2 separate regions of the Mus musculus genome follow, and region 1 is linked to region 2. A link is a loop called in an ENCODE intact Hi-C map of the cell type or tissue named here. Cell type or tissue: left cerebral cortex. All regions are shown on one strand. Each heading gives the region's core, and the rest is flanking DNA. Links, peaks and the distances in the headings are about the cores only.

Evidence for each region. A loop is a pair of places that touch in the nucleus more often than their neighbours do. Peaks named below come from ENCODE experiments on the same cell type or tissue, not always from the same donor. Only the 100,000 strongest peaks of a DNase experiment are listed, where the experiment ranks them.
Region 1: a loop joins it to region 2, with 2.8 times the contacts of the local background. A loop is called at or near these places in 3 of 42 quality-filtered maps.

What each region holds. Positions count from the first base shown.
Region 1 is chr2:109,691,968-109,697,345 of GRCm38, reverse strand. Bdnf (brain derived neurotrophic factor) reads right to left here and starts at 3,783. Exons shown (of 2, transcript NM_001048142.1): 1 at 3,437-3,783. In left cerebral cortex, for the core only: CTCF peaks have their summits at 2,317 (motif pointing right) and 4,901 (motif pointing right); DNase peaks (open chromatin) are centred at 2,324, 3,002, 3,657 and 4,936; H3K4me3 peaks cover 3,122 bases; H3K27ac peaks cover 1,479 bases.
Region 2 is chr2:108,807,809-108,813,186 of GRCm38, reverse strand. No RefSeq gene overlaps it. Among named protein-coding and RNA genes, the nearest start is that of Gm39905, 71 kb to the left of the region's middle. In left cerebral cortex, for the core only: no CTCF peak of the experiment used is centred there; DNase peaks (open chromatin) are centred at 621 and 2,428.

The DNA.
Region 1 (5,378 bases), core at 83-5,082, 880 kb before region 2:
GTGCTTCATAACAATTGTTTGAAAACAAGTTGAGACAAGTGAGCAATTACCCCATTAAAAAGAGATACTCACTGTCACAGGACCAAAAGAGCCCCCTCACACAAACGGAAACCGTCCCCACAAGGAGAGAAACACAGGCTGGTGTTTTAACCATTAGCAGGAGATCAGTACACTATAACTGCTGCAGCAGGAGTGTGTCTTCCATAACAGTCAAAGGTTTAGCTGCCCTCCTCTTGCTGTGTTCTGTTTTCATTCAGAAAATCCACAACTGCTCTTTGCTCTACTCCGGGACTAAATTCCTACACCTTAAATTCTTAATGAACTACTTGTGTGTGACCTTTCCTTCCATGTCGTGCATCTCAGATTCTCTTGGTGATTAGAAGATAACATCTATAGAACCCAAATCTGCCAACTGTGCTACAATTTACAACATATAGGGTATGTGGAGTGTGGGGAAAGAAGGGGGGAAGGGGGAGATGGATTTTACTAAAGGCTTCAAAGATGAATCTAAAAAAGAATAAAAACAAGCTGGTTGCTATACTATCAGGTGGGCGTGCTCAGCCTGCTCCGTGTGCCAAGCTACAACCCAGAGCTATTTATATTCGGAAGAAATGAGATTATTGGGACTATTAAAAAGAATTGGACTCTTAAAACATTACAGGAAGCTGGGAACAGCTTATATTTTAATGGTGCCCCCTTTAAAAGAAAATCCAAGACTTTGTGCTAGGATTTTAGAAATTTGCATTTACATTTAATATGATTTCTCCCTCCCAGCGAGTCAAGATGAACTAGAAGTAACCCAGCTCCTTTTCTCTCTTGGGACCTTTAGGAGATTTAAGCAACCATGGCTGCAGTTTAGGCAAATGATCACTTTCTAGGTTCCTCTTGTATGCAGTTAAAAGGGTGCATACTTTCAAGGCATCCTAAACCAGATTTCCTAAATGATTTAATTTCTGGATGCATAAAGGTTTGCAATCCTTTCAAATGACCTTAAGTAGCACCCTAAAACAAGCATGATTCCAAACTACAAACTAAGCTCTGAATGGGCTGTGAGAGACTCTAGAAGTATGTGAAAAATTACTGTTAGTCTGTTTTAAAAAATGTTATGTCTAAGTGTGTCTGCAATGGTCTAATGCTTCAAGATGTCTACGTCATGCACAACAGTCTTGTTTATCTGGGAATTATTTCTTTCTTCCTGAATCATTTATAAACAGGAAAATTTTAATGACGTAAAACAGTTCTCTATACAACGTGTGTTCTGTGTCGTTGTATTTACTATTAATATTTACCAATATTTATCCCATTTTTACAAAATAACATAGAAGAGGAACAGAAAACAACTTTATGATTCTGGAATTCCAATAATGGTAACTACCATATTTCAAATTCCAGTAGAGATTACGTTTCAACAAGTCTCTCTCTCTCTCTCTCTCTCTCTCTCTCTCTCTCTCTCTCTCTCTCTCTCTTGCCTTGGGGAGGAGGGGAGGAAGAACAAACCAAAACCTCCAAACCTTATGAAAAATCAGTGAACTGCAGTAATTATTTTTAAAGCTCCCTAATGTTATTTCATCCTCTGCGCCTGACTAAGCCTATTGTGTGTAACAGCTTGAACCGCTCTTGTTCTAACCTCAGATACCTCCGACCTGAAAATAGTGTCTCAAACTTACAGGGGCCCGGATGCTTAGAGGAATCAAACCCGTAAATAAAATAAATAAATAAATAATGCAACAAGACAAAACAAAAATCAATCGAAGGATCAAAATGGCTTTTGACCTTATAACTAATGTATAAAAGAATCGATTTTTGGAGAAGAATTAAAAGAGGGGTATATTTTTCAGTAAGTTGATCCAATTGTTGGGAAGGGGGAGTCATTTAGCCTTTCATATACAATTAGATAACAATTACTGTTCCTAATTATACATCGCTTTCTTTTTAAAAAAAGGATAAGTTCTAGAAGGATTAATAAACAGGCAGAAACATACTTCCAGACAAGAACATCCTGTATTCTTGTGAGAGGGGCTAAAAGGCTGTTGTTGACGCTGAGAAGACGGATATTTTAGGATGCCGGGAAGACCCTCAAGTAAGATCAAGAAAATCCTAGCACTTAGTCAATGGTATCTCAAAGCACCCCGGCAACTCAAGGAAAGAAATGCAACAAGCCAAAATTCCGAACCGAGCCGCACATCTTCAGGAAGCTGTTTCAAAACGCCACTCAACAAGTTTCTACTCGCAACCCCCATAACGACCAGCAAAACTGCCCCTAAAACACTTCCCCGCCCCCATTCGACGAGCCCCAGCAGCTACTCTTGCCAGTGTGGCCAGAAGAGGGCACCCTCTACCTTCCTAGCTCAGCTCTCCTGGCCCTCCCCTCCCTCCTCCTTGGATCCTCCCTCTCTCCCTCCGGCTCCCCCCATCCCCAAGTCCCCATCCCCAGTTTCCTAGCCCAGGCTCCACCCCCAACTCACGAATTGTTTTCACTAAAACACCAGTTCAAACTCAAACTCACAGCCTGTGGCTCACCGCCCTCAGCAGCCCCGGGGGGAACAACACCACCCCCCCCCCACCCCCGGCAGCAATTTCCCCTTCTTCCTTGTCATCAAGCACAAAGCCCCCATCTTCAGCTATTTCTTTCTACGCTTAGGTCGCTTATCCATTGCTCTTCCTGTTTCAGCATCCCTGGAAATCAAAACTAGCCTCTTCATCCTCCATAAACACCCAACCTACTCCCGGATGAAAGTCAAAACTTTCACTTCCTCAGGAGGATGCCCAAAGGGAGGTGCGCAGGATGGACAGAGGGTCGGATACAGGCTGTCCTGGAGTTCCGCAGACCCTTTCAGGCCCCAGCGATAAGAAGGGTCCCAAGTTTTCCTAGTTAAACGTTGACCTTGGACCTGTAAGTAAGCTTTGGTAGTACTCCCTAGAGAGCAGGTGACAGTGAACAGCCTGTTGTGATACCCAGGAAAAGAGATGAGGACAGAAGGCGCCAAGACCCATTCTCGGACTACACACCACCCCGGTCCAAATTTGCGTGGAGAGTGCCTAAGCCGGTGGTAAGGGCTCTCATCCCAGCCCTGTCCCGGTGCCATCCGTCTGAGCCCCCAACAGCTGTCGCTCTATATCTCTCTCACCACCCTTCCTCGTCTGCGGGAGGACTTCGGGGATCCCCGGGACGCAGGCTTAGCTCCCATGGCGCAAGTCGTCCTCTTCCCTTGGCTTTTTCTCTCACACTGAAGGGATTCCTGGGGTCGCACTGTCCCTCAGAGTCGTGGGATCCCGGGAGAACGCTCCCCAGGAGCAAGCCCGCCCCTCCGCTGTCCCGGGACGAAGGTGAAGCCGGAGTTCTGCAGTCCCACAACTTCTCAGTCCCCTAGCCAACTTTCCCGGGCGCACGCGCCTCTGGCTCTCGCACTTAGCCCCACGCCCCGCAGTCGCCTACCTCAGGGTCCACACAAAGCTCTCGGATCCCCGGCAGTGGAGTCACATTGTTGTCACGCTTCTGGTCCCTGCGCCCTGCCCTGGGCCCCGTGCGCTTTCTCGTCTGCCCCAAGGCAGTGGTGGCAGTTGAAGGAACCGGGTCTCATCAAAGCCTCCCAGGCGGAGGTGGCGCGCCGCCCCAGGCGGTTTCCTTCTCCAAGCCCGGGAGTCCCGGGCGCACTGGGAACCGTGCGACAGCCAGCCAGCGGGTGCGCCCCGGCACGGCAGCAGCGACGGGCACCCAGAGCTCAGCCAGAGCCAGGCACTGGGGTCAGACATTATTTAGCTCTTCGGTTGAGCTTCGATTGGTCAGACAGCGCCGCCCCTATCCCCTCCCTGCTCCGCCGCGCCACCGATACCCATTGGGGTGGCTGCTTAAAGGGGACGACGCGCCTTTTCCTTGCGGGGGCTCAGCCCTCGGAAGCCCTCGGAAGCCCTCGGAAGCCCTCGGGGTATCCCTGATCGCCTTGCACTGGCTTCTCTCCATTTCCCCGGAGCTCGCTGCTTAAACCCAAAGCTCTGTGCCTGCCCTCTGCGGTCTCCGCAGGGTGCCCTTTGCTAGGAGGGGTGGTCGAATCCCGGTTCCTAGGCACCCTACTCCCCGCAATGTGCTCTAGAGTAGGAGGAAGCGAGTGTGAGTCTCACACGTTCAAATCTTTCTCCCCTGGTTTGCAACTCTCCCCATCTTTTCCATCCCAGCACCCAAGTTCTGTGGGAGAGGGCGTGCATCCACCCCCACCCCCAGGCCCCGGCCCCAGACACACCTTCCCGCACCTTCCCGCACCACAAAGCTAGAAAAAGCGAACACACAATGAAACTACACAGAGTGTGCGGGGTTATGGTTTACTCCGCTACCTTAAACACATCGGCTTAACCAGAGTTTGCGCCCTGACCTCTCCGGAGTGTGCCTAATAGAATTCAATCAAGATAATAACAGTATTTTTTATTAATGAATAACCCCGGATAGCATTACACCAAGTTACTGCTTCTAGCCGGGAAGCCTAGGCAATAACAGACCTCACTAAAGCCATATGCTTCCCAGCAGACCAAACGGGGGCGGGGGGGGGGGTGAGGAAAGAGAAAGAAAAGAAACCCACCTTTTTCAGTCACTACTTGTCAAAGTAAACATCAAGGCAGCTGCTCTGGGGAAGACCGGTCCCCAAGGTTCTAGACTCTTACTATATATTTCCCCTTCTCTTCAGTTAAAAGGGGGAGGGGGCGAGTCTTTGGTGGCCGATATGTACTCCTGTTCTGCAGCAAAGAAGTTAAATTATTGATAGTGGAAATTGCATGGCGGAGGTAATACTCGCACGCCTTCAGCGAGAAGCTCCATTTGATCTAGGCAGAGGCTGGGAGATTTCATGCTAGCTCGCCGGGGGTGGGTGGGGGGAGCGGCAGCGAGAGCAGTCCTCTCCTCGGTGAATGGGAAAGTGGGTGGGAGTCCACGAGAGGGCTCCACGCTGCCTTGACGTGAGCTGTCATATGATACCTCCTCTGCCTCGAAATAGACACTCTAGTGCACGAATTACCAGAATCAGAATTCCGCGCATTTAAAATGATACATCTTTTATTAGAAGAATTCCGTTCCAGGGCATTGCATGCTTTGTAGATGTTTTCACTTCCAGTCCTAGCAAATTCACGCACACAGAAGCCAAGCCTGTCATTATCTAGGCAGCAACAACACATCAATATATATATGTATATATACTTAACCAGGATTTAGGGTGAGGGGTGGGTAGCTCACTAAGCCCCCTTCCTCTAGAGCAGAGAGTGGTCTTTGGACCGTTTTTGTTTGGTTGTTTGATTTTTTTTTTAACCTATGAGAGATCAGTTACATGACTAGGTTCTGGAGGGCTACTTTCATTTAGCTGTATGATAAACTCTGCCAAGTGTCTACCTGGATT
Region 2 (5,378 bases), core at 293-5,292:
TGATTGCAGTCTATCTTAAACATTTCTGTATTTAAAGGACACGACAAGACTTCAGGGAGTTACTAAATAATGATGATTAAAAAAAGAAAGTAAAGTAATGTATGATAAAATTGTTGAATGCTACATATAGTATCATGTAGAATATCTTTAAAATAGAAAATGTTCTAATTTAGTACAAACATTATTATATTGTAATAAATATGTATGTTATAATATTCCATTACAGTGTCTAAAGGAGAGAAATATAAGGTTTGATGCAGTAGATCTAAAATAGGAAAGCCCAATTGCTTTAAGCTTAAAGGTCATCAAAATAAAAAATCCCCACGTCTGATTATATTAGATTCCCCTATCTAGGACATGTTACGGAGATCCATACAGAAAAGGAACTTCTTCCCCCGTGACATATCACATTAACTATCCAGAATGCAGCTACTTTCATATAATGAGCTTTCCTTCCTTTTCTTTTGTAAAAACATTTTTTTGCATGCACATGAGTATATGTCTGAATATATATTTATATATGAGACTATATATATAGATATGAGTGTGTCTAAAGCAGCTTACAGTAGTGTTGCTTGGCTGAGTAGGAGGTGCTACAGGACTGTGCTATTAGTGAGCCAGAGGTAGGAGGTGGCTATGGCTGATGGGCAGGAGTGTGAGGTAATTGCAGGGTAATACTGTCTGCAGGTATTTTTAGATGACACCAGAATGAAAGATGTTGGTTAGTGGTGATGGTCTTCCTTCTTCTAGAATGCTGTTATGAAACATGCAAAATAGAAGATAAGGGCTGTGAATTTGGAACAGACCATTTGCCCATCTCTACTAGAGAAATGAATGGCAGAGGCTTGACTAGCTGTATTAGGGTAAAGTAGGATTTTAATTTTTTTTTTTTTTTTTTTTTGGCATCCACTGTACAAGTTTGGGGCTATGCCTTCAGAATCCTGTTTTTCTCTCAATAATTCACTGAAAATTAACTCATCTTTTTATTTTGTTATTCCCCCCTTTTTGTAAAGTAAAAACTGACTTGTACACTTATTGGGGCAGTGTTTCTTGTTCAACAAAGTTAGCTATCCATTTTCTTCATTTTTTCTCAATTGACTTGCTTTCCCTGGGGCTTTAAAAAGGGTACATACATTACAGTGTTCCAGAATTTGATACACTTTTTGGAATTTTAGTTTAATACCATGTTTTCTTTTTGAGAAATATAGCAACTCTAATCAAATAGGATTAGGAAGATGAAAATGTTCTAGAAGCTATGAAATTTTTATAAAGTTACTGTCAGTTTTTGTAATTCTGACTGTCACATTATTTAAAATCAAAACCTAATTTTCTCCATTTCATATCCAAATATTTTCCAGACCTTAGTCATTGTGTCAAACACCTACCACTCATATGACACACTCTTAAAATAGAATTCTACGTATAATGGAGGATTTTTTTTTTTTTTTAGGATGTACGTCCCTGAGGTCAGTAAGATAATTTATTTTTTGGGATAATCCAATCCTAACTATGCCAGACCACACTTATCATTCTGTTCAGAGATGACCAAGAGCAAGTCTTTTGAATTTCTTTGGAAAGTTTAATATGAAATATAGAATTTATAAGTCCCTTCCTTTTTCATTTAATATGAGAATACTTGAGGGTGTCCTACGAAAATGTAAAAATTATAATACAATCATGCTCTATAGAGTAAATTACTCAATTTGGTGTGGAAGTGCACTCTTGTGTTCCCAGAATTTGGATGGAAAAGACAGGAGGATGGAGAATTGTTGCAAATTAATTTAGAATGTTTTTAGCAGTTAATTCCAGGGCCTGGGCAACATAAGATTAAACACTCTCCAACAAGACAAAACAATCCACCAATACTCCTCTCCAAACTTAGACTTTTGAAATGATGAAGCTCTTCAAGTAGAAAGGAACTTTACTTCCCCCTCTGGTAAATTTGGAGAATACTTTGATATGTACTTTACAGTGTCAGAGTATGACTTTGCAGTTGTTTGCACCAATTCTTGGGAAGATGCTTATTCTCTTGCTTATATTTCTTGGATTGTCAGGATCATACTTTGAAAAATTGTTCTTGGGGTCATTTTTTTCTCTTCTGAACTTTTCTCACCCTGTTGACCAAAGTTGTTGATAAATAATTTCCATTTGGCTCCAAACCAAATCTTCCTTATTTAATAAGAAAATAATATTCATTGTTGGTATTTAATTAGAGATGATAAAGGAACAAGTAGCAGAAAGGATCTAAGACTTCCACCAGGAAAACTGGATCTGAGTGATGACTACTCCTTATTACATAGTCCATCTTCATCTGTTACTTCAAAATTCTCAGCCTTCTTTCTTTGTTCCTAAAAGAAATTGGATGCAGGAAACTGCCTCACAGAGTTATGATAAAAATGGATCTGCCATATGAAGCAGCTATTTCATCACTCGGGTATACATCTAAAGAAATGAAACCAGCAGAGTGAACAAGATGCATGGCCATATATAACTGCAGCATCGACATAGCTCCTAAGAGATGGACCCAACCCAGGTGGCCATAAATGATGAACTGATAAAGAACATTTTGTACCTCTATATAACATAATATTACTCAGTCATAGAGAAGAATGAAATGCTATCTCAAAATACATTAAAATACAGACGAGAAACATTATGTTAAATGAAATAAGCCAGACACAGAAAACCAAGGACTGCATGCTTTCCCTCAGACCTGAAAGCAGCAAGCATCAGACGTGACTGTTGAGGAGTAGGTATGGCGAAAGTTGTGTGGGACGAATAAAGGAGGCTGAGTTCGACCAGTGCATACTTTATATATGTTGTGAAAATGTCAGTGGCTGCCACTAGTATGATCAATTAAAACATTTTAACTAAAAATTATATAAAACAAGACTGAGATAGGTTAGTCAGTAAAGCATGGTTCTAAGAGCACAAGGTCAAAATAAAACAAAACAAAACAGCACAATGATATGTGCTCACAATCACAACAATGAGAAGGCAGCAACAGCTCGGGTCTCTCTAACCAGGCACTGCAGCTTTCTTGGTGAGTTTTGGGTGAATTGAGATAACCTGTCTTAAAAAAAGAAGAAGAAGAAGAAGAAGAAGAAGAAGAAGAAGAAGAAGAAGAAGAAGAAGAAGAAGAAGAAGAAGAAGAAGAAGAAGAAGAAGAAGAAGAAGAAGAAGAAAACAAATAAAAACCCTTAAAACAACAACAAAAACAGTGGATAGTGCTGCAGAAATGGCCTCTGAGATTGTACTCTGGCTTCTATTCACGTACGCACAAATGAACATATACACCCACACAACCATGTGTACTTGCACATACATGAACATGTATACAGAACCTGCACATACAACTGCAAGAAGTAGAAAATGCAATATTAAACATTTTAACATGATAGTGCTAAAATGCTTGATGAACTGAAAACCTGATCTGCACGTTGGTTCGATTTGTCCTTATTTGGTGATGTAGACTGTTTACACTATTGAGAATTACTAGGGCATCTGATCATAAATTTAGCATCAGCCAAATGCTCTTCTAAGACAGCTGACATTTAGAAAACAATGAAACTGCATCACTGTGGTAAGGCAAGCAAAGTGTTAGAATGATATTTATTTAGATTATTCCATAGAATTCCCTGTGTGGCTTTTAGTTCTTAATATTTTCTGGTTTTGTAGAGATTTAGTGTGTATTTTATTAGATATTTTCTTTATTTACATTTCAAATGTTATCCCTTTCTTAGTTTCCCCTCCAAAAACCCCTATCCCCTCCCCCCTTCCCCTGCTCCCCAACCCACTCCCATTACAAGTCCTGGTCTTCCCCTATACTGGGGCATAGAACCTTCACAGGACCTAGGGCCTCTCCTCCCATTGATGACCAACTAGGTCATGCTCAGCTACATATACAGCTAGAGCCACATGCCCCACCATGTGTTTTCTTTGATTGGTGGTTTAGTTCCAAGGAGCTCTGGGGGTACTGGTTGGTTCATATTGATGTTTCTCCTAAGGGGCTTCAGACCCCTTTAGCTCCTTGGGTACTTTTTCCAGCTCTTTCACTGGAGACCTTGTGCTCTATCTAATGGATGATTGTGAGTATCCACTTCTGTATTTGACAGGCACTGGCAAAGGCCCTCAGGAGGCAGCTATATCAGGCTCCTGTCAGCAGGATCTTGTTGGCCTCTGCCATGGTATCTGGGTTTGGTGGTTGTTTATGGGATGGATTCCCAAGTGGGGCAGTCTCTGTATGGTTGTTCCTTCAGTTTGCTCTGAATTTTGTCTCTGTAGCTCCTTGCAATTCCCATCAAATTTCCAACTAAATTCTTCACAGAGTTAGAAAGGGTCATTTTCAAATTCATCTGGAATAACATAAAACCTAGAATAGCAAAAACTATTCTCAACAATCAAAGAACCTCTGGTGAAATCACCATCCCTGACCTCAAGCTGTACTACAGAGCAATTGTGATAAAAACTACATGGTACTGGTACAGTGACAGACAGGTAGATCAATGGAATAGAATTGAAGACCAAGAAATGAATCCACATACTTATGGTCACTTGATCTTTGACAACGGAGCTAAAACCATCCAGTGAAAAGAAGACAGCACCTTCAACAAATGGTGCTGGGTCAACTGGTGGTTAGCATGTAGAAGAATGTGAATTGATCCATTCTTATCTCCTTGGACAAAGCTTCAGTCTAAGTGGATCAAAGAACTCCACATAAAAACCAAAGACACTGAAACTTATAGAGGAGAAAGTGTGGAAAAGCCTGGAACATATGGGCAAAGGGGAAAGATTCCTGAACAGAACAGCAATGGCTTGTGCTGTAAGATGAAGAATCTACAAATGGGACCTCATAAAATTGCAGCACTTTTAAGGCAAAGGATACTGTCAATAAGACCAAAACGCAACCAACAGATTGGGAAAAGATCTTTACCAATCCTAAATCTGATAGGGGGCTAATATCCAGTATATATAAAGAACTCAAGAAGTTAGATTCCAGCAAACCAAATAACCCTATTAAAAATGGGGTACAGAGCTAAACAAAGAATTCTCAACTGAGGAATACTGAATGGCTGAGAAGGACCTAAAAAGGTTCAACATCCTTAATCATCATGGAAATGCAAATCAAAACAACCCTGAAATTCCATCTCACACTAGTGAATCTTTTAAACAGAGCCTTCTTCTTCCTTCCTATCTCTCTTCCTCCTTCCCTTCTTCCCCTTCCTCTCCTCTCTTCTCTTCTCTTCTCCTCTCCTCTCCTCTCCTCTCCTCTCCTCTCCTCTCCTCTCCTCTCCTCTCCTCTCCTCTCCTCTCCTCTCCTCTCCTCTCCTCTCCTCTCCTCTCCTCTCCTCTCCTCTCCTCTCCATCTCTCATTTTCT